Regions from separate parts of the Mus musculus genome. Here region 1 is linked to region 2. A link is a contact called in ENCODE Hi-C or POLR2A ChIA-PET data. All regions are on one chromosome and are shown on one strand. Each heading gives the region's core, a stretch centred on a gene start or an enhancer-like site at or near the end of the contact. The rest is flanking DNA. Distances are from core to core; before and after follow the strand shown. Region 1 overlaps Bcl2 (B cell leukemia/lymphoma 2). Region 2 overlaps Bcl2 (B cell leukemia/lymphoma 2).

The links. A loop is a pair of places that touch in the nucleus more often than their neighbours do. ChIA-PET counts read pairs that join two places held with the same protein, here RNA polymerase II (POLR2A).
Region 1: POLR2A ChIA-PET joins it to region 2 with 25 read pairs in Patski. The contact joins two enhancer-like sites. A Hi-C loop is called at or near these places in 2 of 37 maps with a recorded cell type or tissue (CH12.LX and T-helper 17 cell). POLR2A ChIA-PET finds 5 or more read pairs at or near these places in 2 of 5 experiments (Patski and embryonic stem cell).

What each region holds. Positions count from the first base shown.
Region 1 is chr1:106,628,103-106,631,483 of GRCm38, forward strand. All of the region lies in intron 1 of Bcl2 (B cell leukemia/lymphoma 2), which reads right to left. Among named protein-coding and RNA genes, the nearest start is that of Gm37053, 15 kb to the left of the region's middle. Within about 2 kb of position 1,894, at least 2 of the 3 ENCODE cell types and tissues checked have a DNase peak (open chromatin) inside an H3K27ac peak, as active enhancers do.
Region 2 is chr1:106,581,266-106,584,688 of GRCm38, forward strand. All of the region lies in intron 1 of Bcl2 (B cell leukemia/lymphoma 2), which reads right to left. Among named protein-coding and RNA genes, the nearest start is that of Gm37053, 32 kb to the right of the region's middle. Within about 2 kb of position 2,123, at least 1 of the 3 ENCODE cell types and tissues checked has a DNase peak (open chromatin) inside an H3K27ac peak, as active enhancers do.

The DNA.
Region 1 (3,381 bases), core at 644-3,143, 47 kb after region 2:
CTAGACTTTTTAAGCCAAGAGACCAGCAAAGCTATTCATAAAGTATGGACATATGCTTCATGCTAGCAGACACACACACACACACACACACACACACACACACACACACACACACACGTATATATATTTAACTCTGCCACAGAGAATTCACAGCTTTAGGAATGGCTACAGGTATACTACAGAATCCAGTTTTCCTAAGTTAAGACCCCCATGAGGTTCACATAAATGAATGTGAGAGTCACAAAAATTGGCAGCAGTGAATGATTTCTGTACATCCTATGACCCAATATTAATTCAAGATCAAATGGGAACTGAATCATAGCATTTTTGCAGTGTTCCTCTTTTGATCACACCACAGCTTCAGTTCTGAACTCCTGTGTTCTCAGCAGCAGGCATGCTGCAACACCATGCAATGTTAGAAGTACCTCAGCTTCAAGACCACTAGCTAAGAACACATTGTATACTCAATACTGTCTGCTTTTATAGAAATATTAATAGTTTAATTATGGAAAGCAAAGACTTTTAATATTTTTCTACCATTACTCCTCAGTATATTTTAGTTGTGTTATATTCAAGTGTTTGATTTGTAAATTGCTATTTGAATTGTTGATTGCATTTTTCAGAATAAATCAATCAGTAGAGGAGGAGGAAGAAGAAGAAGAAGAGGAGGAGGAGGAGGAGGAGGAGGAGGAGGAGGAGGAGGAGGAGGAATCCGCAGCAGCATACAGTGCACTCAGTTTACTGGTGAGTGAGGTCAGGGTCTTGTAAGGCCAGGCAAGCACAGCAGCCTCATCCCCAACCCAGCTCCCTGCATTGAACACTAGGGGGAGAGTCCTGGAGTCAGTGCAATCCTAGCCTCTGTTGTTGTGGGGAATTCCTTTTCCTTTTCTTTTAAAATCTGCAGCAGGAACTTCAGCATCTTCCATGTACACAGGGTGTATGTAAGTCTCACTCTCTGACTTGCCACTTTGCTCTTCAGTCCTCCATAAATACACAGATGCCCAGAAGTAGTGTTCATTAACCTGTTTAATCTCCATCAATGCCATCCCTCAGACCCCTAGCCTACCCTCTCTCCTGTTCCATCTTGGGTTGCCTATAGACTGTTCTAGAAGGAGGTCTAAGCCCCTGCCATCTTGAAGGAGAAGCCAGTAATGGGCTCCATCCCATTAGAGGAGTAAACATGCTGGCTGTGGGAGTGGTCTGGACCAGGAGCTTCTCCCCAAAGCAGTACCACATGCACATTTGAGGCTGCAAATAAGAAAGAATTTTCTGGCTGGAGGAACTGCTAAATAGCAGGGTGGGTAACCAAGGGAGGTCCCGGAATCTCCTCTCGAGATCTTTGAAACTAAGATACAATCTCCCATGTCTGCGATAATTTTTTGCAGTCCTGACTAGAGACAGATGGAGGAGGTGCCTCACAGAGACTCCTCCCTAGGCCTGTGATCTGCCTCTTGCCTTCAGTTTGGGCTAAGCTCCTGGGGAGTCGCTTCCCGGGGAAGCTCTGGGATGTAGAGCAGGCTTGTTTACATCAGCCTCTCTTCCTCACACCTCTTTCCTTGTTCTCAGATGGAAAGCTGGTCAAAGGTCAGGGTTGCCCAACTGCCCACACATAGTTTGGTAGTAGCATCAGACTCCGGCAAAACAGAGGGTTGATTCTAATGTCTGTGCATCTACCCCAAGCTCAGAACCTGGGTGAGAACAGAGACAATTAGCTTTTGCTAACAATCCATTCCAAATGAGAATATGATCCCGCTAATTGATTTTAAATAGATTTTTAAAAAGGATCCTTGGCCGTACTTCATCCTGAATACAACAGAGTTTCAAAAGTGTTCATTCCAGGGTTGGTTTCTTTCCCCCCTTTCTTCTGGCTTAAACCCCAAATGGCCAAGATCCCAGTCTGAATAAACAGTGTGGGTGGTGACTGTTCTGTGGGGCCCTGTAGAGGATGCAATCACTTTCCTTCTCTGCTCAGCATTAAATCATGTAAAAGTAGCTGGGGACTCCACCACCTCCTCACCAAGGAACCAAGGGGGCAGCTTAACGTGTATTCTTTGCCCAGGGAGGGATGGAGCAGGAAAGGATTTCTCCTAGCTGTGAGCATTTGATTATGCATAAAGTTCATTGACCTCACAGGCAGCTGTCAGATGATCTTGCTAAGGCCTGTGAATGGCATCCCAGGAATGCAGTGATGTGGGCAGAAACCCAGTGAGTTCATGCCACCAAGTGCTTTAAATGGGACAAATGAGTGGCTGACCAGAATGCCTCCAGTGGGAACAGAACCAGAGGATAATCAGTAATTCAATATCACCTAAGCATTGCTGGATCTTCAAAAGTGATCCCTGGAAATCAGAAACTCGGGACAACTCCCATAGGGTCCTGAGGGGGTTGGGAGGCATGGTAATGGGAGGCTGAGTGGGAAGCCAGTCTGCAGGGTTACTGCTGTAGCAGGCTGCAAATAAGGCACTTTCAGTATTCCCTCCCTTCTTAAAAGGTAATGCTTTCTGCCTTTCCTGCCACTGACACCAGAGGAAACCGAGGAAGCAATACATTCCTAAGGACGCTGTGGGGCTTGAAGGGGACAGTGGAGTCTCTGTTTATTTAGACAGTTTTGATATAATACAGCCCTACATGTGTATGCAGTAAGTATACCTACTTGTCAGTAAATGCCCTGAAATACTTTTTATGCAAAGTGGGCTGCTACATTCTCCTCTTTTTCATCCTATCTGGGGCAGCCTCTGCTCTACAGGCAACCGGGGTATGGAGTATGGGAAAGTGTTGGACCCAACTGGTCTCTGCTTCTGGGTAAAAGGAGACAGGGAGTTCCCATCAGTGCGGTCAGATGGTTAAGGGCTGGGGGGTCTCTGACTCTGGAGGAACTTGAACTACTTGGGCTTGGTGCTTCTTCAAACACTTCTGTTACCTTGTTGAGTATTTGATAGTTTCTTTCAGTAGCTTTCTCACCTAATGCACTCACTTTATCTATCAAAATATTATGCTTTGCATGGGTAAATACCTCACAGTCATATCTTAAGTCAAGACTGCATTGCATTAGCTCTGGTCCCTTTGGTACTATGAATATAAAGAATGAGCAGCTGGAATTTAGCCAACAATTTTGATATCCCACTGGAAGCAGAACAGAAGGAATCTTACTTATCTCACTTTTAAAGTAACCCGAAATTCTAAAGTCCTTTACCAAATAAACCACCTAAATTTGAATGTATGCTCTGTCTATATCCATGTCAACTTAGTGAAGTGTTCCAAAAGCACACGGTGGAGGCTGGGGATGGAGCTCAGTTGGCAGAGTGTTGCCTAGCATTCACAAACTCTTGGACTTGATACTCAGGATCAATTATATAAACTGAGTATGGTGTTATACACCTG
Region 2 (3,423 bases), core at 873-3,372:
TTGAGAACTCATGGAATAAATTCATTTGTAGACTAGTCAAGTATTTTCTATAACATGAGACCTGGTTTGAGAAACAGTATGTCTCTCATGTTTTCTCCACCCATTTTGGATACCAGGGCAAGAAGAAAGAAGTGCAGGAATCCAATGCATGTGGGCAGCCCTAGGAAATGACAACTTTATGCTGTAGGCTCAAGATGAGATGATCACCTGCTTGGCAGCCTCCAGTGCATCATCAGTGTGTGCTTATAAAACCTTTACTAGTTGATGGCTGACAGAATGAAGACTAAAACAACATGTGAACACGTTAGTCAATAAGTGAGACAGTGTCTGACTATGTGCACACAAACAGCTATATTCATCTTAAGTTGCTGGGTCCCCTTTGGCAGAATGTCTCAAACATGACTTTCCTAGGACCAGGGGAAGGGCTAACTCTACAACCATGCCTTTGTGCAGTTTGTGTGATTCAACTCTACAAAATGAAAACAACAGAAGGAATCTTTAAAACACAAAACCTTTGGCTAAAGAGATAAGTCTCCTACAAGGTCTTTCAGGGAGGCAGAGTCAGGGCCCTGTTAGCTTCCACACCATCATTGGGAATGTATTTCCTGTATACTCTCATTTTCAAGTTGAGGAACCAACTTAACCATAGCTTTTACCAAGAAGAGCATCATCAAGACAGCCAGCATGGGACTGTAAGCTACGCACAACAGGAAATGACACTTGGTCATCAGTCACTTCCCTAAATGCATAGCTCTAGTGACAGAACAGCTGAGCAAGATCCCTTGTGATGAACCAATCAGAGACCAGGAGCCACACCAGCTCGTGGGAGAGACTATTAAGAAGGCACAGTTCAAGCTACTATGACTGCTATGCCTGGAAGGAATGAGGCCATTCTAAAGAAACATTCAGGCATCTTAGGGGATTGGAATTCCCACCAACCCCTGCCCCGGGAATGTGTTGGAAAAGTCTGAAACCTGGTGCCAGGCAGAGGCCGATCTGTAAAGAGGAAAGGCTTTTATATGAGGCTGGCAACTTATCAGACCACCTTGTAGGAAACACTAGAGAGGACAGACAAGGATGGGTCAATGATGGGTGGGACCACACTGACCAGAACTAGTTCATTATTCATATTTCTTGCCTTCTATTTAAAGTTTATATAGACAATGAGAATGTTACAACCAGATGATAGACTTAAGGGGTCACCATATTTCTTGTTTCCCTTCTCAATATGAAGAATAATGAAAAACACTTTTTTTAAACCATTGATTTTTGAGGGCAACTAGCTAACCCTAGCTTGTTTGACCTGCCAGGACATAGTGTCTGACCCTAGCTCTAGTAGCACTGCTTTGCATGAAACTGGAACTGAGAGGGCTGGAAGGAAAGATGGCTCAGTGGTTAGCAGCACTTGCACTGGACCTTTGTTTAGCTCCCAGCACAACTATGACAGCTCAGAACCATTTTTAACTCCAATCCCAGGGGTTCCAGCCTCTGGGGCACCAGGCATGAACGAACATACATGCAGGCTAAACATGCATACACACACACACACACACACACACACACACACACACACACACACACACAAAATGAATAAGAATCACTGCCAATCGTCATCCTCAGAGGATGGGCCACTACCTGCTCATGGCCAGCTACAAGACAGGAAGATGCTCCATGATGCCAAAAGACCAAAGGTCTATAAGTGCTGTTGAGAAATGAAAATGATGCTAAATTCTAAAATTCTAACCGGAGTTGGAAATGTGCCTGGGAGGAGGGGGGGCATTCTGCAGTCAAGTCTTCAGTGTACAAGGTGGAAACAAACAGTTGATTGGCGTGGGCAAGGTTCTTATAGTAAAGAAAGAATGTCCATTTCCATCAGATTAAAATCTAGTTTGGGAAAACAATTACCTGCCTGAGATCCTGGGAAAGTAATGCTTCCTGGTTCCTGCCCCAGAAAGAAAAGACTATAAAAGAAGGGCTGAGAATCTTCTAAACAAGATTTTAGAGTTTTATTCAAACAGCTGCGGTTCACCTTTGTGGGCCCCAGACTCGCTGCGTCTGATGGATGTCGCAACACTAAGTTCGAGATCTCCCCAGTCTGGTGCCAAGAGTTGGCCCTGGGGGACAAAGCGAGAACAGTTGCTCTCTTAATCAGAGCAGAAAACAAAACTCACCCCCAGCCCCCGCTTTGTTGTGAAATTGTCACTGTGCCTTTGAGGAGCGATTAAAATCCCAGCCATGTCAAATTTAAAGGGCAGGTTCCCAGGCAGGGAGAGGAGGGGGCTTTAGGAGGGAAGGGTGGAGGCAGCCAGTTGCAGAGAATTTATGGAGGATCTGGGGATCACAAAAGTCATGGGATCTGATTCAATTAAAATGGAAAAGCACCAACAGTTTTAAAATAATATTAAAATATGGCAGAAGAATATTTTGGTTTCTCTGCTTCTATTCTTGAGCCTGTTCGGCAAACTCTGTGTAGAGATTCCACAGCAAGGATGACTGTGGCTGTTTTGCCTCCTCTCCAGCCCTTAACACAGAGAGCAGGAGAGAGTGACAGACTCTTGGGAGTCTATCAGAGCCCACCAAAGGCTCTTACATAGGGGTAAGAGACTAGGAACAAGAGTTCCCAAGGCACGGGTGTAGAAGTAGAGTTTGCAGTGTGTTCCACGCAGGGTATGGTGGTTTCCCAGCATTCCCAGGTTATCAGATCTATAGAGTATACAACTTTCAGATGGCAGTCTGGCTCCCTCCAGGATCACAGCTTGTTTGCTCCAGCTCTTTGGTGCCGGATATGCCTAGAACAAGTAGAAATTCCTGCTGTGTTTTCTCCTGGAAAGAGGGAGAGACTGTGTCAGTTCTAATCACGGGTGTTGTGCCTGGAGAAGCACAGGATGGGATGCAGGAGGGAAGCAGGGGCGGGTGTGTGTGTGTGTGTGTGTGTGTGTGTGTGTGTGTGTGTGTGTGTGTGAGAAGGCCCCAACTGCATCAGCATAGGTCCCGGGTCTTTATTCCTTGTGAATAGCCATAGAGATCCTTGGGTGGGTCGAAGAAGTAGTCCTTAAAGTCAATAGGTTCCCATCAGGTTAAGTCTAGCTCATTTCTAGGGTGGGAGACACTACAGCAGCTGGCTCCTTGGTGAGGGCTTTTGTGAAGATGAGCGAACCACACGGATGGTTTTAGCACACCAGGGGAAGCATGAAGGAGCTGTTAGAGCTCATTGCTTCCCTCATGCCTTGGTTGACTAATCATTAACTTTCCTGTACCCTTTCCCACTGAGATTTCTGCATCTTGGCATGTGTCAAAATGGTGCTAGGATGAATCTTAGTCATTTATTTACAAAAGGCTCCAGGTCCCAGTTTGGTAAGCATATGGAAGTCTGTATTATCATTTACGCACATTCCCCTTTCTTCTTCCCTTCTTTCTAAATTC